7 separate regions of the Homo sapiens genome follow, and all the other regions are linked to region 7. The links are chromatin contacts, found by Hi-C or POLR2A ChIA-PET in ENCODE. All regions are on one chromosome and are shown on one strand. Each heading gives the region's core, a stretch centred on a gene start or an enhancer-like site at or near the end of the contact. The rest is flanking DNA. Distances are from core to core; before and after follow the strand shown. Region 1 holds the start of SIX5 (SIX homeobox 5). Region 2 holds the start of CCDC9 (coiled-coil domain containing 9). Region 3 overlaps CCDC61 (coiled-coil domain containing 61). Region 4 holds the start of DHX34 (DExH-box helicase 34). Region 5 holds the start of CCDC61 (coiled-coil domain containing 61). Region 6 holds the start of NAPA-AS1 (NAPA antisense RNA 1). Region 7 holds the start of CALM3 (calmodulin 3).

Evidence for each region. A loop is a pair of places that touch in the nucleus more often than their neighbours do. ChIA-PET counts read pairs that join two places held with the same protein, here RNA polymerase II (POLR2A). Pooled maps may share reads with other maps.
Region 1: a pooled map shows a loop between it and region 7 (6-fold over the local background). The contact joins the promoter of SIX5 here to the promoter of CALM3 in region 7. A Hi-C loop is called at or near these places in 5 of 50 pooled maps. POLR2A ChIA-PET finds 5 or more read pairs at or near these places in 4 of 52 experiments (GM12878, K562, Panc1 and 1 more).
Region 2: a loop to region 7 is called in a map of CD8-positive, alpha-beta T cell, with 7 times the contacts of the local background. The contact joins the promoter of CCDC9 here to the promoter of CALM3 in region 7. A Hi-C loop is called at or near these places in 1 of 168 maps with a recorded cell type or tissue (CD8-positive, alpha-beta T cell), 2 of 37 single-sample maps with no recorded cell type and 12 of 50 pooled maps. POLR2A ChIA-PET finds 5 or more read pairs at or near these places in 2 of 52 experiments (GM12878 and PC-9).
Region 3: a loop to region 7 is called in a pooled map, with 8 times the contacts of the local background. The contact joins the enhancer-like site here to the promoter of CALM3 in region 7. A Hi-C loop is called at or near these places in 1 of 37 single-sample maps with no recorded cell type and 6 of 50 pooled maps. POLR2A ChIA-PET finds 5 or more read pairs at or near these places in 3 of 52 experiments (K562, activated CD4-positive, alpha-beta T cell and activated CD8-positive, alpha-beta memory T cell).
Region 4: a loop to region 7 is called in a pooled map, with 12 times the contacts of the local background. The contact joins the promoter of DHX34 here to the promoter of CALM3 in region 7. A Hi-C loop is called at or near these places in 6 of 50 pooled maps. POLR2A ChIA-PET finds 5 or more read pairs at or near these places in 2 of 52 experiments (CD4-positive, alpha-beta T cell and naive thymus-derived CD8-positive, alpha-beta T cell).
Region 5: a pooled map shows a loop between it and region 7 (13-fold over the local background). The contact joins the promoter of CCDC61 here to the promoter of CALM3 in region 7. A Hi-C loop is called at or near these places in 3 of 37 single-sample maps with no recorded cell type and 10 of 50 pooled maps. POLR2A ChIA-PET finds 5 or more read pairs at or near these places in 3 of 52 experiments (A673, AG04450 and MCF 10A).
Region 6: a loop to region 7 is called in a pooled map, with 11 times the contacts of the local background. The contact joins the promoter of NAPA-AS1 here to the promoter of CALM3 in region 7. A Hi-C loop is called at or near these places in 5 of 50 pooled maps. POLR2A ChIA-PET finds 5 or more read pairs at or near these places in 2 of 52 experiments (activated T-cell and activated naive CD4-positive, alpha-beta T cell).

Annotation. Positions count from the first base shown.
Region 1 is chr19:45,767,849-45,770,548 of GRCh38, reverse strand. SIX5 (SIX homeobox 5) reads left to right here and starts at 1,297. Exons shown (of 3, transcript NM_175875.5): 1 at 1,297-2,507. The coding sequence starts at 1,705. DMPK (DM1 protein kinase) reads left to right here. Exons shown (of 15, transcript NM_004409.5): 15 at 1-832. The coding sequence ends at 61. DM1-AS (DM1 locus antisense RNA) reads right to left here. Exons shown (of 2, transcript NR_147193.1): 1 at 2,418-2,700. RefSeq lists enhancers at 1-37, 478-587, 748-827, 2,319-2,700 and silencers at 158-317, 842-1,026, 878-1,417, 1,778-1,997, 2,448-2,577.
Region 2 is chr19:47,255,123-47,257,822 of GRCh38, reverse strand. CCDC9 (coiled-coil domain containing 9) reads right to left here and starts at 1,298. Exons shown (of 12, transcript NM_015603.3): 1 at 1,214-1,298. RefSeq lists silencers at 500-549, 590-829, 1,040-1,149 and an enhancer at 1,040-1,949.
Region 3 is chr19:46,014,016-46,016,715 of GRCh38, reverse strand. CCDC61 (coiled-coil domain containing 61) reads right to left here. Exons shown (of 14, transcript NM_001267723.2): 6 at 1,457-1,667; 7 at 1,289-1,371; 8 at 493-662; 9 at 323-398; 10 at 1-22. Among named protein-coding and RNA genes, the nearest start is that of MIR769, 3.6 kb to the left of the region's middle. RefSeq lists silencers at 584-663, 1,131-1,425. Within about 2 kb of position 1,254, at least 2 of the 41 ENCODE cell types and tissues checked have a DNase peak (open chromatin) inside an H3K27ac peak, as active enhancers do.
Region 4 is chr19:47,348,023-47,350,722 of GRCh38, reverse strand. DHX34 (DExH-box helicase 34) reads right to left here and starts at 1,408. Exons shown (of 17, transcript NM_014681.6): 1 at 1,371-1,408. RefSeq lists an enhancer at 664-1,568.
Region 5 is chr19:45,994,021-45,996,720 of GRCh38, reverse strand. It overlaps CCDC61 (coiled-coil domain containing 61), which reads right to left and starts at 1,254. Exons shown (of 14, transcript NM_001267723.2): 1 at 1,217-1,254. RefSeq lists enhancers at 1,137-1,316, 1,707-1,896.
Region 6 is chr19:47,482,893-47,485,592 of GRCh38, reverse strand. It overlaps NAPA-AS1 (NAPA antisense RNA 1), which reads right to left and starts at 1,311. Exons shown (of 4, transcript NR_038452.1): 1 at 1,069-1,311. It overlaps KPTN (kaptin, actin binding protein), which reads left to right and starts at 1,374. Exons shown (of 12, transcript NM_007059.4): 1 at 1,374-1,658; 2 at 2,009-2,091; 3 at 2,214-2,298; 4 at 2,378-2,432. The coding sequence starts at 1,433. It also overlaps a transcript of NAPA not described here. RefSeq lists enhancers at 1,000-1,129, 1,160-1,449.
Region 7 is chr19:46,600,007-46,602,706 of GRCh38, reverse strand. It overlaps CALM3 (calmodulin 3), which reads right to left and starts at 1,377. Exons shown (of 6, transcript NM_005184.4): 1 at 1,270-1,377. The coding sequence starts at 1,272. It also overlaps the pseudogene PPP5D1P. RefSeq lists a silencer at 1,343-1,482 and an enhancer at 1,613-2,112.

The DNA of each region.
Region 1 (2,700 bases), core at 48-2,547, 830 kb after region 7:
GGCCCACGCCGGCCAACTCACCGCAGTCTGGCGCCGCCCAGGAGCCGCCCGCGCTCCCTGAACCCTAGAACTGTCTTCGACTCCGGGGCCCCGTTGGAAGACTGAGTGCCCGGGGCACGGCACAGAAGCCGCGCCCACCGCCTGCCAGTTCACAACCGCTCCGAGCGTGGGTCTCCGCCCAGCTCCAGTCCTGTGATCCGGGCCCGCCCCCTAGCGGCCGGGGAGGGAGGGGCCGGGTCCGCGGCCGGCGAACGGGGCTCGAAGGGTCCTTGTAGCCGGGAATGCTGCTGCTGCTGCTGCTGCTGCTGCTGCTGCTGCTGCTGCTGCTGCTGCTGCTGCTGCTGGGGGGATCACAGACCATTTCTTTCTTTCGGCCAGGCTGAGGCCCTGACGTGGATGGGCAAACTGCAGGCCTGGGAAGGCAGCAAGCCGGGCCGTCCGTGTTCCATCCTCCACGCACCCCCACCTATCGTTGGTTCGCAAAGTGCAAAGCTTTCTTGTGCATGACGCCCTGCTCTGGGGAGCGTCTGGCGCGATCTCTGCCTGCTTACTCGGGAAATTTGCTTTTGCCAAACCCGCTTTTTCGGGGATCCCGCGCCCCCCTCCTCACTTGCGCTGCTCTCGGAGCCCCAGCCGGCTCCGCCCGCTTCGGCGGTTTGGATATTTATTGACCTCGTCCTCCGACTCGCTGACAGGCTACAGGACCCCCAACAACCCCAATCCACGTTTTGGATGCACTGAGACCCCGACATTCCTCGGTATTTATTGTCTGTCCCCACCTAGGACCCCCACCCCCGACCCTCGCGAATAAAAGGCCCTCCATCTGCCCAAAGCTCTGGACTCCACAGTGTCCGCGGTTTGCGTTGTGGGCCGGAGGCTCCGCAGCGGGCCAATCCGGAGGCGTGTGGAGGCGGCCGAAGGTCTGGGAGGAGCTAGCGGGATGCGAAGCGGCCGAATCAGGGTTGGGGGAGGAAAAGCCACGGGGCGGGGCTTTGGCGTCCGGCCAATAGGAGGGCGAGCGGGCCACCCGGAGGCACCGCCCCCGCCCAGCTGTGGCCCAGCTGTGCCACCGAGCGTCGAGAAGAGGGGGCTGGGCTGGCAGCGCGCGCGGCCATCCTCCTTCCACTGCGCCTGCGCACGCCACGCGCATCCGCTCCTGGGACGCAAGCTCGAGAAAAGTTGCTGCAAACTTTCTAGCCCGTTCCCCGCCCCTCCTCCCGGCCAGACCCGCCCCCCCTGCGGAGCCGGGAATTCCGAGGGGCGGAGCGCAGGCCGAGATGGGGAATGTGGGGGCCTGCAGAGGACCCTGGAGACGGAGGCGTGCAGAAGCTCAGTCTCGGGGCGGAGGCTTCGCGCCCTTAGTCCTCCTGGACGGCCCGTTACCTTCTGCGTTGTCCCGATGGGGAAACTGAGGCCCTGAGCCAGAAGCACACGCTGGGGGGAGGCAGAAAGCGCGGCCAGAGGCGGAGGGAAAACAAAGGGAGAATCACAGACAGACGGGAGGGGGACGGACACACACAAGGGGACAGAGACCCGAGTGGAGAGCTGGATCTCGCCTTCCCGGCGTGGGGCGCAGGGTCGGCCAGAAAGAAGATCGAGAAGAGCGGGGAGTGGGGGCGAAAAGGGGGGACAGGTGGGGGAGGAGGCTGGGGAAAGCCCGAGGGAGGAAGAGAGGGAGGGAGGAACTTCCCAAAGTTGCAAAACATGGCTACCTTGCCTGCGGAGCCGAGCGCGGGGCCGGCGGCTGGGGGGGAGGCGGTGGCGGCGGCGGCGGCGACCGAAGAGGAGGAGGAGGAAGCGCGCCAGCTCTTGCAGACTTTGCAGGCGGCCGAGGGTGAGGCGGCGGCGGCGGCCGGGGCCGGGGCGGGCGCAGCGGCTGCGGGAGCTGAGGGCCCGGGATCCCCGGGCGTCCCCGGGTCGCCCCCCGAGGCCGCTTCCGAACCGCCCACGGGCCTCCGCTTCTCGCCCGAGCAGGTGGCGTGCGTCTGCGAGGCGCTGCTCCAGGCGGGCCACGCCGGCCGCTTGAGCCGCTTCCTGGGCGCACTGCCCCCGGCCGAGCGCCTACGTGGCAGCGACCCGGTGTTGCGCGCGCGGGCCCTGGTGGCCTTCCAGCGGGGCGAGTACGCCGAGCTCTACCGGCTACTCGAGAGCCGCCCCTTCCCCGCCGCCCACCACGCCTTCCTGCAGGACCTCTACCTGCGCGCGCGCTACCATGAGGCCGAGCGGGCCCGCGGCCGCGCGCTTGGCGCAGTGGACAAGTATCGACTGCGCAAGAAGTTCCCGCTGCCCAAGACCATCTGGGACGGCGAGGAGACAGTCTACTGCTTCAAGGAGCGCTCCCGCGCAGCGCTCAAGGCCTGCTACCGCGGCAACCGCTACCCCACGCCGGACGAGAAGCGCCGCCTGGCCACACTCACCGGCCTGTCGCTCACGCAGGTCAGCAACTGGTTCAAGAACCGGCGACAGCGCGACCGGACCGGGGCCGGAGGCGGCGCGCCCTGCAAGAGGTGAGGGGCCTCGGGCGGCGCAAGTCCAGCTCTCCCGGGGACATCCCGTCCACCAGCCCTCTTCCCCCGTGCCCACTGCTGGGGCCGGCGCGCCGAGGTCCTCGGACATCTCCCGGGACCAGCTCACAATCTCAGGCGCCCGCGGGGCGCGGGGACTAAGTGTGGACGGGACAGGCACCCGCCCGGGCCCTCT
Region 2 (2,700 bases), core at 49-2,548, 660 kb before region 7:
CTCAAAGAAAGTCCGAACCCCACTCTTATTGGCTGCCCAAGCTCTCAGAGAACATTCCAAGCCCGCGCCTTCCTCAGGGACGTCCTAGTCCCGTCTCCAGCGCCCTACGGAAGGTCGACAGCCTCCCGCCTCCCCCGAAAGGATTCTGTACACAGGCCCAGAACTCACTGGCGAGGCTTCCTGGAACTGGCGTTTTGCCCCACTGAATACTCCACCCGCCCCAACAAGGACAAAACTACCCAGGCCCGCCCCAGATTTTCTGTGCAAAGCTCCAGCCTCAATCCGGCTGGGAATGCCAGGGCCACGTCCCCGACATCCTGGAAACCGCTCTGGCCCCGCCCACGGCTCGGGAAAAAACTTTCTGGCCCCGCCTTTCCCGCCAGACTTCTGGCCCCGCCCCCACCCATGGGCCATTAATGTGGCCCCGCTCCCGACTTTCCCAGCCACGCTCTTTCCCCGCCTCCTGGCTCGCAGGCAACAGCCTACACCCGCCCCTACCATCTCTTATTATTATTCCAGCCCCGCCCCCGGCCTGCCCAGTCAACCCTCTGGCCCCGCCTCCGATTGGCCTGGCCAACCTCCTGGACACGCCCCCTGACTCCCTCCCACACCTCGTTGCGTCAGCATCTGGCCCCGCCCATGGCTTCCCCAGGGTTCTGGCTCAACTCCCCGCTTCCCCGCCTCCCGGCCAACGCTCTGGCCGCGCCCGTGGCTCAGACGAAACTTTCTGGCTCCACCCCCAGCATTCCCCGCCAGCACCCTGGCCCCGCCCCCTGGCTCCCCCACTACATTGTGGCCCCGCCCCCGCCATTGCGTCAGCCTCTGGGTCCGCCCCCAACGTCCCGGCCAAGAATCTGGACCCACTTCCAGTAAGGCAAAACTTTCTGGCCCCGCCCACAGAGCTTCCGCCCGGCGTCCGAGCCCCGCCACACAGCTGAACAAGCAACACTATGGCCCCGCCCACAGTCCAGCCACAACTTTTAGGTCCCGCCCACAGCCGCCGGCCCAGGCTCTGGCCACGCCCCGCCCCGACCCTGCCCACCCACCCAACGGCCCGCCCCGCCAGCGCCCCTCCAGCTTCCCATGTGGGCGTCCTGTCCCCGCCCCCCGCAGAGAACTCCGACCCCGCCCGGGCCTGTTCGCACTCCCCGCCACGTGGGGCTTCAGGCCCCGCCTTCTCTGGGCGCGCTCCCGGCCCCCTCCCCCAGGTCACCTGTCCCGGAGACCCCGCGGCGTCCGCGACTCCGGCTCCGTCGGCCTCTGCGACCGCAGCTCCCGGGCCAGGCGCGTCACTTCCTGCCTGCACCACGTGAGGAAGGGAAATAAAGAGGGTCACTTCCGGTCCTGTGGGACCGTTTCCGGGAGCCTTAAAGGGGCCGCGCCTCCGCGATGGATGCGGGAGCGGGGCCGACTGGCCCCCCGGGTGTTCCGCAAGCTCATCCAACTTCCTTCTGCCTGAATTACCAACTTCCAGGAAAAGGAGACACCGTCCTCACTCCCTGGCCTCTACCTCTTTCTTCAAGCTGTTTCCGCCTCCAGCCCCTCATTCCTGGTTTCTATCAGTAGATGCCAAGCACTGGGCACTGACGCCTGGAAGCCTGGCGTGGTTCGAGCCCCCTCGTGCCAATGAAACCTTAGAGTTCGCTTTAGAAGCTTCAGATGTTCTACCGGCCGTGGGCGGTGGCTCACACTTGTAATCCCAGCACCTTGGGAGGCCGAGGCGGGCGGATCACCTGAGGTCAGAAGTTCGAGATCAGTCTGGCCAACATTGTGAAATCCCGTCTCTACAAAAAAAATTAGCCGGTTGTGGTGGCGCGCGCCTGTAATCCCAGCAACTCGGGAGGCTGAAGCAGGAGAATCGCTTGAACCGGGGAGGCAGAGGTTGCAGTGAGCCGAGATCATGCCACCGCACTGCAGCCTAGACGACAGAGCAGACCCCTTCTCGAAAATAAAATAAAATGCTGGGCGCAGTGGCTCACGCTTGTAATCCCAGCACTTTGGGAGGCCGAGGAGGGCGGATCACTTGAGGCCAGGAATTCGAGACCATCCTTGCCAACATGGTGAAACCCCGTCTCTACTAAAAATACAAAAAAAATCAGCCCGGCGTGGTGGCGGGCGCCTGTAGTCCGAGCTACTCCGGAGACTGAGCCAGGAGAATGGCGTGAACCCCGGGGGCGGAGCTTGCAGTGAGCCGAGATCGCTCCACTGCACTCTAGCCTGGGCGACACAGGGAGACTCCGTCTCAAAAAATATACATATACAAAAATTAGCCAGGCATGGTGGCGGGCGCCTGTAATCCCAGCTACTTGGGAGGCTGAGGCAGGAGCATCGCTTGAACCCGGGAGGCAGAGGTTGCAGTAAGCCGAGATTGCACCACTGCACTGCAGCCTGGGCGACAGAACGAGAGACTCCGTCTCAAAATAAAATAGGCCGGGCGCCGTGGCTCACGCCTGTAATCCCAGCACTTTGGGAGTCCGAGGCGGGTGGATCACCCGAGGTCAGGAGTTTGAGACCAGCCTGACCAACGTGGTGAAACCCTGTCTCTACTAAAAAATACAAAAATTAGCCAGGCATGGTGGCGGGCACCTGTAACACCTGTAATCCCAGCTACAGGCTGAAGCAGGAGAATCGCTTAAACCCGGGAGGCAGAGGTTGCAGTGAGCTGAGATCGTGCCATTGCACTCCAGCCTGGGCGACAGA
Region 3 (2,700 bases), core at 5-2,504, 590 kb after region 7:
TAAGCGGTTCCGCTGCTGCTGCCTGGGAAAAAAGAAAGGAGACGCCGGTCTGTACGCCCAACTCCTGCAGGCAAGGGGGTCACTGCGCCCCTAAAGGTCACAGCCACGCCAGCGAAAGCCTGAGGTGACAGGCCTACGAGCGGAAAGCACGCAGAAACACAGACGAGGAGGTAGGACGGACGGAAGGGAGAGCAGGCGGGGTATCCGGCGAGAAGCGAGCAGGTGGCAGGGGATGGAGACTGATGGTGGCGTGGAGAGATGAGAGCCCGGGAGCGGGCACGGGCCAGGGACAGGGGCAGGTGAGGGAGGAAGGGGCACTGACTTCATCTGGATCTCTCTCTGCTTCCTTTCCTTGGCTTTCACAAAGGCCGTGGGGTCGAAGCGGAGCGCGCGACCACCTAGGACGGCGTGGGAGAGGAGGCGGCTAGGTCCGGAGACGGGCCTTGGCAGCGCCAGTGCGTCCCCTCCCTACCGCAGGGCAGGGGCACAGACCTGTGGGCGAGGGCGAGGGGCGCGCAGGGCGGCCCCGACCCCGGCTCCCGCGGCCGCTCTCCCGGGATGAGGAGCGCGCGGCGCCGCGGCCTCGCGACGCGGAGCGCTCCCGGGACGATGAGGCCCGGTCCTCCCGCGTCGGGGGCGGCTGCACCGGCGGAGTCCGCCTCCTGAGACCACAGAGGCAGCTGTCAGCTTCCCGCCCGCCCCGACAAACTCAATCGCGAGACTCCTCCCCGACCGCACCTTCTCCGAACCCTCAGGCCTACCCCATCAACTCCTAGACGTGCACTCCTGGGCCCATGACCCTCTCGATATCTTCCCCCCCAGACCTCACCCAATTGGACCCCTAAAACACCCCTCTGTCATTCCCCTACATCCTTTCAACACACCGCCTTCAACAGACCCTTCTTTCCGGAGTCTTCCACAACTCCCCGGAAACTCTTTCCAATTTTCCACCACCCACCCCATAAATGCCAGCGGACCTCACCCTGATCCCACCTGCTGCGCCGCACCCTTTCGCACCAGGAGACCCTAGGGCACGATCCCTTTCCCAGTCCCTCCTGAACGCCGCCCCAAGCCTGCGCATCTCCGCACAGCCCGGGTCCACCTCCTAACCACTGCACCCAAATCCTGTCTGGACTCCAGACGGGGTCCGCTAAGCCCCGCCTCCCCTTCAGCCCCGCCCCCTCCACCCTACCTGGCCCCGCCCCGCCCCCTTAGGCTCCGCCTCATCAGCCTCCACACCCTCAGGGCCCGCCCATCCGCCCAGGCGCCTGGCAGGCCTCGCTCTCACCCCCTCTTGTACAATGCCAGCTCGCTGGTCAGCGTCTTCAGCCGGGCGCGCAGGCTCCGCTCCGATGCCTTCGCCTCCTCGAGCTGCCGGGAGGGGAGAGGGGCGCGGAGGTCCAGGCTGAGGCCGAGGTCCGCGCCTCGCTGGCCGCCCCGGGCCCCCGCTGCTCACCTCCTTGGCCAGACGGCGGCAGTCCTGGCCGCGACGGCCGGCCACCCTGTGCCCGAGGCCGCGCTCCTGCCGCAGCTCCAGCTCCAGCCCGCGCACCAGCCCGCGCAGCGCCTCGGCCTCCTGGCGTGCCGCGCGCCCGGCCAGCGCCTCCTCGCGCGATCGGCCCAGCTGCGCCTCCAGCTCCCGCTTCTCGGACGCCAGGCGCGACACCCTGGGGAAGACGCGGAGAGAGCGCTGGAGAGAGAGGCATGGCCCCATTCCCACTACTCCATGGGGGTGGGACGCCTCATCATTTCACCTCCCCGGAAGGGGGTACACGGCTCATCAGTCTCAACTGACCCCATGGGGAGGGGCAGGGTCCTATCATATCCCCTGCGACGTGTGAGGAGGGATGTGGTCACATCACCCCCATGCACCTCACGAAGAGGACATGACCCCACCACGCACAGGACACACACACACACTCCTCCCCCTGGTGCGGGTGAAGGAGTGGGAACACAGCCATGTGAGTTCCAATTCTAAACGATTTCATCAATCTGTACACACCCTGAAAGCCTAGCACTGCCTCCCTCCTCCTCCCACCTCGCCAGGCCAGTCTCCCAGTCACGAAATCCTCTACAATACAAATTTGATCAGGTAACTACCATGCTCAAAACCCTTCCTTGAGAAAATGTATACACAAGGCTATTCATTGCAGCACAATCTGTAATAGCAAAAGAGTGGAAATAACCAAAATGTATGTTAAAAGAGAACTAATTGAATTTCTAATACATCTACTCAATTGAGTCCCACAAAACTATAAAGAGGAAAGTAGAGTATCTCTGTGTCCTGTCACCGAGTGACTGCTGTGACACAGTGCGGTGCAGACAGTATGTTCAGAATGTCCCTTTTCATAAAAGAAATGAGAATTATAAATTATATGTTTATATTTTCAAAATTACAGAATAAACCAAAATCTATGGGGGAAAAAAGGATTATTTATGGGGAAGGGGAAAATGAACAGAAATTGGACTTCTCTGGCTGGACAAAGTGGCTCATGCCTGTAATCTCAGCACTTTGGGAGGCCGAGGCAGGTGGATCACATCTCAAAAAAATAAGAAAACCAGAAGTAAAAATAATTTTTTAAAAAATGTAAGAAATTGGACCTCTCTGAATGTACCCTCTTTTTCAGTTTTGGAACTATAAAAATATTTTATACAAATTAATTAATTAAATTTTAACAAATGCCATCACAAAAATTTTAA
Region 4 (2,700 bases), core at 159-2,658, 750 kb before region 7:
TCAGGCCGGGCATGGTGGCTCACGCCTATAATCCCAGCACTTTGGGAGGCTGAGGCAGGCAGATCACCTGAGGTCGGGAGTGCGAGACCAGCCTGACGAACATGGAAAAATCCCGTCTCTACTAAAAATACAAAATTAGCCAGGGTGGTGGCACCTGCCTGTAATCCCAGCTACTCTGGAGGCTGAGGCAGGAGACTCGCTTGAACCCAGGAGGCAGAGGTTGCAGTGAGCCAAGATCGCACCACTGCACTCCAGCCTGGGCAACAAGAGCGAAACTCCATCTCAAAAAAAAAAAAAAAAAATTCATTTTTGTTTTTTTGAAACAGGGTCTCACTCTGTCACCCAGCCTGAAGTGCAGTGGCACAATCACGGCGTACAGCAGCCTCGACCTCCCAAGCTCAAGTGATCCTCCCACCGCAGCCTCCCAAAGTGCTGTGGATGACAGGAGTGAGTCACCACGCCCTTTCTCATTTTCTGTTTGAATCTTTTTTTCCTCCCTTTTGTCCTTCCAGTATTCACTCTCCATCACCACCTCTCTCCATTTCCCCATCTAATACTTTATCTCCCAATATCAGAAGCTTTAGTAATAGCTCATGCTTACTTACTCACATTAACACACAGACCTATCCTATCTGCATGATCTATTCCTATCCCACACCTATGTACATACACACACACACTTTTCTCACGACTGTCAGGCACTATGATCACCCCCTATTTTACTGAGCAATAGAGAGGCTAAGTGAGTAGCCGAGTGTTACATGAGCCACTCAAATCCAGGGGTTCGGGCTCCACTCCCTCGCTTTTCCATTTCTCAGCATCGTTCTCCATTATCTCCAGCTTTTGTGGGGTTCTTCCTATTTCAACTGTCTCCATCCTTCCGTATCTCTCGGTCTCCCCCGTGATTCAGTGTCTCGTTTCTCCATCTAAATTCCATTTTTTCTGTTTCTAGTGTCCACGATCAGTTTCCGACTTTTCCCTCCACTCCCCAAGTTCATGGGCGACCACGCCTCTCGGCCTCGTGGGCTCTAAGACTCTCGCTGGAACCCATCGGCACTCTCGCCCACGCTCTCTAGTTTTCAGCTTCCCTCCTCTCCCAACACCCTCGTCTTTCAGTCCCTCAGTTTCTCGAAGCTTCTTTTCGTGCCTCCATTTCTTTCGGTCTCTGGCCTGTCGCCCAGGTTCTCCCAGGGACGCTCAGGTGCCATCTCTGTCCGCGTTTGCCGGCCCTTCGGCTGCCTCCTACATTTCTCCTCATCTCGAGACTTCCCTCGCCCCTGGACTCGCACCCCAAACTACCCCCAAGCGGCCCAACTCCGACAGCCATCGCCGCCACAACCCGGTACACCCGTCCCGCCCCCCTCACTTACCACACGCCGCGAACGCCTTAACTTCCGGTCCCAAGAGCGCTAGTCTTGCGCCTGCGCACACAGCCATCTCGTTCTGACCCCGCCCCGCCACCACAGAAGAGCCAATCGGAAGCTCTGGGCTGCCCAAGACCCATCTTGCGCCTGTGCACAGCACGCTTCCGCCCCGCCTCGCTTGGGGCGGAGCCTCGAGTGATTGCGCCCTCTAGAGGCCAGTAGAGGCATTGCGGTACAGACTTGCAAGCGCCTCCTCCCCGGCCCCGCCCTCTCCTCCCCAAGCATAGCCACGTGCGCCTCAGCTCCGGGACGCCGGGGTTTTAACCCAAAGAGAGAGCTGGTCTGGGGCCCAGGAACTTTTTTTTTTCTTTTGAGACATAGTCTCACTGTCTCCCAGGCTAGAGTGCAGTGGCGTTATCTCACCTCATTGCAATCTCCGCCTCCCAAGTTCAAACCATTCTCCTGCCTCAGCCTCTCGAGTAGCTGGGATTACAGGCGCACACCACTACACCTGGCTGATTTTTGTATTTTTAGTAGAGACGAGGTTTCACGATTTGGGCCAGGCTGGTCTCCAGCTCCTGATCTCAAGTGATCCGCCCGCCTTGGCCTCCCAAAGCACTGAGATTACAGATGTGGGGCATCTCACTCAGCCTCTACCTCTTTTCTTTCTACAACCCCATTTTCTGTTACCTTTCTCTGCAATAAACTCAATCACACACATTCAGGAAGACCCCCAAGTATAGAAACAATCTCATTAGCCAGCAATGCACCCTCTCTTTTATTAACTGAAAGAAGAAACAGCTGGGCACGGCGGCTCACGCCTGTAATCCCAACAGTTTGAGAGGCCGGGGTAGGTGGATCACCTGAGGTCAGGCGTTCCACACCAGCCTGGGCAATATGGCCAACCCCTGTTTCTACAAAAAAATACAAAAGTTAGTCGGATATGGTAGTGTGTGCCTGTAGTCCCAGCTACTCAAGAGGCTGAGGTGGGAGGATCGATTGAACCTAGGAGGCTGAGAGACTGAGGCTGCAGTGAGCCATGATGGTACCACCGCACTCCAGCCTGGGTGACAGAGCCAGACTGTCTCAAAAAAAGAAAAAAGTGTTGTTGTTTTTTTTTTCTGAGACGGAGTCTCGCTGTCGCCCAGGTTGGAGTGCGGTGGCGCGATCTCGGCCCACTGCAGGCTCCGCCTCCCAGGTTCCCGCCATTCTCCTGCCTGAGCCTCCCGCATAGCTGGGACTACAGGCGCCCGCCACCACGCCCGGCTAATTTTTTGTATTTTTAGTAGAGACGGGGTTTCACTGTGTTAGCCAGGATGGTCTCGATCTCCTGACC
Region 5 (2,700 bases), core at 5-2,504, 610 kb after region 7:
AAGTGAAGAAGACTCCAAGCTAGCCAGGCACGGTGGCTCACGCCTGTAATCCCAACACTTTGGGAGGCTGAGGCGGGTGGATCACCTGAGGTCACGAGTTCAAGACCAACCTGGCCAACATAGTGAAACCCCTTCTCTACTAAAAATACAAACAATTAGCTGGGTGTGGTGGCGGGCGCCTGTAATTCCCTTGAATCTGGGAAGTGGAGGTTTCAGTGAGCCAAGATCGCGCCATTGCACTCCAGCCTGGGCTACAAGAGCGAAACTCTGTCTCAAAAAAAAAAAAAAAAGAACACTCCAAGCTTCTTGATCTTAGTACCTGGCAGGATGAATGTCCCATCAACTGGGTTTGGAGGTTGAAAGGAAGAAATCGCAAGATTGGTTTGGGACAAGTTTATGTCTGAATGTCAGATGAACTTCCAAAGAGAGAAGAGTCGGCCATGATATGAGTCTGGAGTTCAGGGCAGAGATCCAGGCTGGAAATACACACGTGGGAGTTCTCATTAGATAAAGAGGGTGAAGCTAGCCAATGGTATAGACAGAGATGATGTCATTCTACTGATGATGAAGCTGAGGCACAGAAGGGTTAAACAACTGGCCCAAAGCCACAGTAATGATCAGTGGCAGAGCCAGGATTCAAATTCGGGATTCAACCCGACGCCAGAGCCCACATTCTTAACCATCAGTAGAGTAAGTTTAAGAGTTAATTCACCTAAAACACTTGGCAGGTGCACAGCACATAGCAAACGCCACAGGCATAATAGGGCTTCACATCTCTTTAAAGTACATGCTCATCCCTGGAGGTCTCCTTCCCTCCCTTCCTCAATATTGCTTCTTCCCACGACTTTCACCCAAATCAAAGCTTGTAAAGCATAGTGCGCTGTAATAACCCTCTGCCTTAAAACCTCCTACTAAATCGCCACGCTGCATTCCAAGGACGTCTCTATATTTTACCATCTGCTGTCTCCTGCTTTACAACTTTCCCCATTGAAGACCCTCCTGCGATATACAGATCACCCCCAACTCACATGCTGCGCTCAGCCTCACAACCCCTCAATCAAGCGCCTACCCTTGTTAAAGGGCACCCTCCCTCCCGATTCCTACAAGGCCAGGTCAGCTGCCCACCGCAGCCCACTCTCCCCCGAGAGAAGCCCCTTCCCCTCCACCTAAGACCTCCACCACGGCCCGCGCAACCGCCACTCCCGCGGCCTCTCACCTTCTCCACTAGCAACCCTCCTCGCGAGCGGTTCAACTGACGAAGCTCCAGCCCCGCCCCAGGATCCGGCGTTCTCGCTTCTGATTGGTCACAGCTTACCAGCAGCCAAGTTTCCATTAGCCAAAAGAGACGCCCATCACTCTGTCCCTCCCCCAGAGGAGAACCCGCCCTCCAAAACTTCCAATTGGCTAACTAAGAAGAGGCTGTCCCAAATGGGTTGGGGGAGGCACCTAACGTCGGGCTCTTCTCTAATCACTACTGGCTAATAATGCTGCCAGTCATACAAAAAGGTTGTTCCCCAGAGTGGAAGGGAAAGAATCCCGGAAGTAGCCCCTTGACTCCACCTATTACCCCCTGCGGGAGGGTAGGCCGCGCCCACGTGGTGGGGAGGGCCTGGAAGGGAGAGCCGGGTGTGCATGCGCATGGGGAGATAGTGGCCGCGGCTCCGGAAACTGGGGAGTGGTCTCAGCATAAAGACAGGTTGAGATTTGTCATCGCTTGGTGCATTCCAAACCTGCACTAAGCATTTTGCAGGACTTGGCTTATTTAAACTTTATAACAGCCCTGCAAAGTTATTATGATTTCCATTTTACCACTAAGAAAACAGTCTCAGAGAGGTATAGCCACTAGCCCGGGTTCACACGGCTTTTGAACGACCCATATTTTAAACCGATCAGTCATGAACTGGAAGGATCCAGCTAAAGGAATTGAGCGCGGGGATGGGGGAGGAGGGACCTCTTTAAGAAAGGAAAATAAAGTTTAAAGAAAAAAAAAAACTGACATGAAAGTTTACTTAGAATATGAAATAATAACAAATTACATATTTAAAAGAGCCAAATACCACAAACATTGCAAAATCCCAAAGGATAACGTAATGTTTTTATTAATTTTCTGCCTGACACACCTCTGTGATGTTTCCTACTTTTTCAGCTGCATGTTTCACAATATCCTTGTCTACAAAGAGAAAAGTAAGTTATCTTTCCTCTAGCGTGGTTGATGGAACTTTTTAAAAATTCATTATAATTTAGAACAAGTTTCAGCTTCACAAATCAGTATTGGTGATGTTATTGAAGTCTTTTGGAAATCTAGAAAAACTTCTGGCCAGGCGCGGTGGCTCACACCTGTAATCCCAGCACTTTGGGAATCACGAGGTCAGGAGTTCGAGACCAGCCTGAACCACCTGGTGAAACCCTGTCTCTACTAAAAATATAAAAAATTAGCTGGGCGCAGTAGCGGACGCCTGTAATCCCAGCTACTCAGGAGGCTGAGGCAGGAGAATCACTTGAACTCGGGAGGCGGAGGTTGCAGTGAGCCAAGATCGTGCCACTGCACGCCAGCCTGGGCAACAGAGTGAGATGCCACCTCCAAAAAAAAAAAAAGAAAAACTTTCATAAAGTTTCATTCACATGTTAACTATGTTTTGGAAAATGTTTCCACAGACTAACTTCTGGCTCAATACTTTCAATTTTTTGTTTGTTGGTTTC
Region 6 (2,700 bases), core at 62-2,561, 880 kb before region 7:
CGATAAGGCCGTGATCAAGGGAGATCAGCCTGCTGCCTTCATGGAGCTTGCAGTCTGTGTGTGCTCGAGGTGTCCAGGACAGCTGGCCAACCCATGTCTTCTGGAAATGATACACAGATGTGCACATAGTACCCAAACCTCCATGGCCTTCTAGGGACAAAGCAGCACAGACAGGAACCCCTGAAGGCCCCAGAGTCGGAAACACCTGGTTTACATCCTGTCCCCACCACTTGCTAGCATATCAGTCAGTGGACTTACTCTTTCTGAGCCTCCATTTGATTCTCTCTAAACTGGGATAATAAACCTCTTTGTAGAGGTTTCTTTCTTGCAAAGATTAGTGAGACAGATTTGCAAAGGACGTCCGGGCACATAGTAAAAGCTCAATGAATCCTGAATAAGTGAACCGGCAGGGAGGGTAACAGTAGGCCCTTGCAGAACAGTTGTAAGGAATCAGATTATCAGAGCCAGCATGACTGTCACCAAGTAGGTGTTCGATAAAGGAGGTGGTTATTATAGCTGGATCATTTTTCCTTGGGGGCAAGAAGAATGTATTAATTATTTTAAAGGTGATACTGTTAAGATTATGAACTATAGGCCGGGCAAGGGGGCTCACGCCTATAATCCTAGCACTTTGGGAGGCCGAGGTGGGCGGATCACCTGAGGTCAGGAGGTCCAGACCAGCCTGGGCAACATGGCGAAACCCCATCTCTACTAAAAATAGAAAAACTAGCCAGGTGTGGTGGCGCCTGTAATCCCAGCTGCTGGGAGGCTGAGGCAGGAGAATCGCTTGAACCCAGGAGGCAGAGGTTGCAGTGAGCCGAGATCGCACCACTGCACTCCAGGGTGACAGAGCAAGACTCCGTCTCAAAAAAAAAAAAAAAAAAAATAGTGAACTGTGGAGTTACCTTGTTTGGTTTCCAGTACTGACCGCTCGTTACTAGCTGTGTGATCTTAGGCAAGTTACTTTACCCCTCTGTGCCTCAATTCCTTCATCTCTAAAATGGATTTAAGTACCTACCTCCACCCCCTTGCGAATTTTTAATAAAGTATTAGATGGAATGCACTTACAGTAGTTCCTGGCACATAAGGGCAATATTAAGTTTTATGATGATGATGATTCGACCTTCCACACAGCATACAGCGAGAGGCCGTGGCCACCACCTCCCATCTCTAGTCACAGACTCCTTATGGCAGCCCCTTGGTCCAGAAATGGAAAGGAGAAGAGAGCGCGGGCGCAGTGGGGCAAAGTCGCCTGGGAGGCCCGAGCAGGCGACCTGGCCGCCATCTTGGGAGAGGGCAACGCCGGCAGCTTCCGTACGTCATCAGCCCGCGCAACGGCCGGGCACCCGGCGGTTCAGGTCGCTTAGAGAGTCGTAGGTTGGGTAGTGCGGGTTGGGGCGGGGGCTGCGGAGAGGGTGCTTAACTGAGGGGCATGATGGGGGAGGCGGCCGTGGCCGCGGGGCCTTGTCCGTTGCGCGAGGACAGCTTCACGCGCTTCTCGTCGCAGAGCAATGTGTACGGGCTGGCAGGCGGCGCCGGCGGGCGCGGGGAGCTGCTGGCCGCCACCCTTAAAGGCAAGGTGCTCGGCTTCCGCTACCAAGACCTCCGACAGAAAATCCGGCCAGTGGCCAAGGAGCTGCAGTTCAACTACATTCCCGGTGGGTGGCGCTATGGTGCTGGGGGGCGGGGGCCTGGAACGTGGTGTTGAGAAGGCTTCTGAGGCTCTGTCTGAGCCGGGTCACCGTGCTGGAAGAATGGGATCAGGTGGTTTTAAGGGGGTCACTGGGATCAGCGGGCAGGCATAGTTGGGGCCCGGATGAGCCTAGGGTTTCAGGATTCTTCAGACTTACAGGTCAGGATCCCTAGTACCCAGGGAACAGAGATCAGGTGATGGTGGTCAGGACTCAGACCAGAGGGCATGATCATTGCGGTAGCCAGAGCTCACCATGTTGGGGAGATTGGAAGCATGAGTCTGCCTGACACTGAACTTAGAACTCTCCCCTCCCAGTGGATGCGGAGATTGTCTCCATCGACACTTTCAACAAGTCACCCCCCAAGCGGGGTCTGGTTGTGGGGATCACGTTCATCAAGGTACCTAGAGCCCCCTCCACCTCCCTTCGCCCTCCTCCTTACACACATGGTGAGTTCCACTGAGCCGCCCCGGATCCCTCCTGCCACCCCTGCCCTCCCCTGAACCCCGTGTCCTCCGCCAGGATTCAGGGGACAAGGGCAGCCCCTTCCTGAACATTTACTGCGACTACGAGCCCGGCTCTGAGTACAACCTTGACTCTATTGCCCGTGAGTGAGGCGTGGACGGGAGGAGGGAGAGAGTCCCCAGCAGGTCCCCCATGCTAACCTGCCTGTGCCCTGCCTACAGAGAGCTGCCTGAACCTGGAGCTCCAGTTCACTCCGTTCCAGCTGTGCCATGCGGAGTGAGTGTCCCCTGCGCATCGACGCCCACTCCACTGTAAATGTAGAAACCCTGGCTTCTCGAACCCCTTCTTTACTTACAGACCCCTGTAGTCTGTTTCCCCTTCTGGAAAATAAAGAGGTTGTACTAGATTAGGGATTGAAAACTAAAATGCCAGCCGGGCACGGTGGCTCACACCTGTAATCCCAGCACTTTGAGAGGCTGAGGCAGACGGATCACCTGAGGTCAGGAGTTTGAGACCAGCCTGGCCAACATGGCGAAACCCCGTC
Region 7 (2,700 bases), core at 128-2,627:
CTTTGATCTCCCATCCCCATTTCATGAGGCTTCAGTGCGCAATAGGGGCCCGAACAGCTCCGCCCACCTGCTCCCACTGCCCCGGTGTCTTCCACCCAGCCGCGTTCTTCCTGAGGAAGGAGGACGGTAGAAAAGCTTCCTCCGGGCCCTGCAGCCCACTCCCCATCCACACTGAGCCGTCTTTGTCCTGGCCTGTCCCTGGAGACTGGCAGGGTGCTACCCACATCCACCCCCAAACCTAGGCCCCCCTGACTGCCATTCATTTTCTCCTTCCACCTCACCTCCCAACCACCCAAGCCCAAGTCCTCCCCCACCCCTCACCTTGGAAATCCATCTTCTCTTGGACCCAAACACAACACTCCCACCCCGTTAAAAAAATTCTGTCTTTCTAGAGCAACAGTCTTAACCCACTAGTAACCTCGGAACCTTTTCTAGCTACTTCCAAATTAACCCCAAGGGTCCCTGTCCCCCGACTACTGGCGAGCCCCACTCTCACCATCCCTTTTCACCACCTCCACGACCCTGATCCTTCTCCGTCCCGGAAGCCTTCAAGAGTATCTTCTAATCTCCGCTGCCACCCACCCCAGGCTCTTCCTCCCATAAGCTTGCACCTCACCCTCCTCCTCCTCTGCAGTGCTGGGCTCTGGAGACCACCCTCCCCCACCCTCCCCCACCCTCGGGAGTCTCATCTGTAGAAGTGACCGCCCATCCTTGACCCTCTCCTCTGCTCCACAGGAGCCCAGGGGTCGCCCCTCCCCGCCCGGGCCCAGCTACCCTCCACCACCCCATCCAGGAGCAGCCCAGCCTCCCTTCGTCCCCCGTTCCCCGCATCCTCTCAGGACCAAACGCCTTCATCAGGGCCCGAATAGCTCCCCTCCCCAGCCCATCTTTCTTATTTCGTCCCCTGGGGTCCAAACACCTCCATCCTGAAACCCAACGCCCCATCCTGGGTCCAAAATCCTTTTGAGGGGTCCCACTGAGGGTCCCGATCCTCCATCCGGGGTTCAAATGTCCCCTTTAGGGGCTCAGATACCCATTTGTGGACTTAAACATCCCATTTGGTGCTAAAGTCGCTTCTGGAAACCTCTGGTGATCCAGACGTCCCGCTCTGGGTTCAACAGCCCCCGACAACGCGGGTAGAAAAGGGTCCCGAGGCTCTCGCCGGGCCCGGACGCCCCCCACTCTGGGCTCTGTCGCCCCCTCAGGGGTCCTGCCCCGTTAAGCCCGCCTCAGAGCCCGCAGCCTCGGCGACCCCCCAGCCTCACTCACCATGGCGAGGCCCGGGGTGTCCGGAGCACGGGGATCAAGGTTCCTCCGGCGGCGGCAGCAGCTGCAGCAGTTCCAGCTCCGCCGCGCGTCCGCGCCTCCACACTCACTGCCCGCAGCGCGCGCCGCCGCCGCCGCCGCCTCCCGCCCCAACGGTCCCTCAACGGCCGCCGCGCGCGCCCCGCCTCGCTCGGCCCCGCCCCACCCGGCCCGCGCGCCGCCGCACTGCGGCTCCCACGGATCCCTCCGCGCCCCGCTCCACACCTACGGGCCCGCGAATCTCTCGTCCCCACCCTGCACAGGAATTGGGTTTGCCGCCGGGCGCGCGCGCGCTCGCTCCCGTCGCCGGACTACTTTCCCTCGCCGCGCGCCCCGCCTCCCGGGCCCACTTCACTTTCTTCGGCGGAGGGGCACAGCTCGGCGGTGCGTGACGCGTCCCTCTGTGAGCCGCGTCACTATTGGGCCTGGCCCATGGCGGAAATGAGAGCTTGGCGCCCATTGGTCCGACCTTCCCTGCAATGCGTCAAACTGGGGCGAGCCACTGCAAGGTGGTGGTGGGTAAGTCTGAACTCTGTGGCCGCGTGGGGCTTTGAGGAGTAACGAGGCGAAGGGGGAAACGGCGTCGCCGTTAGAGAAGCAAATACGTCGTTTCTGTGGCCAGGAGGTGGTAAAAAGGCTGGCGACAAATGCAGAAGGGCTTTCTCGGCTCTCCCCTTTAACCGACGGACGATGGTTCAATCCAAAATGCTAGGGTTTAGAAGCTCCGCCCCTAACTGGGCCTTTGGAGGTGGCGGGGTCTCCAAGGTGCCACCTAACGCTCAGAGGTTCCGCCCTCCGTGGTCTTGTCTCTGCGTCCTAAGACGCACTCAGCCGGTGGGCGGGACCCCTGGGCCCGCTTCATTCTTGATCCGCTCAGGGTCTGTGAAATTAGGACCATCCCAGGACAGCCTGTGGGAACGGGGTATTCATTCAGTCATTCGTGCTATAAGCATCAATTAGGCGCCTGCTGTATGCAGGGACCTGAGCTTGGCTGGGCTGGGGAGACCATACTCCCCAACCAGCCTCTCCAGACAGACGACCTCTTTCCTTATTCCAGTGTTCCAGCCATAGGAGGAAAAAGAACTGAAACTTTGTTTATAGGAGCTCAGAAAATGATCACCCCTGCCCCCTCCCCCGTTTAGGATAGGAGCTGACAGTCTCCTGCGTGTCCCCTCCCCACCATGTTGATGGTTAAGAGATGGGCAAACGAGTCAGGCTGGACCAATCATTATGCTCCACCTGGAACAGAATGGAGACTGAACCAATGAGAGTCCTTCCCTGGGGTTTGGATCTGCAGCCTGGGCACAAGAAGCCTTTTCCTTTTGGGTGGGTCCTTCCCATAGATTCTGACTATGGTCATTTTCCCACTCTGCCCCCTATCTTGAGGAACAAAGT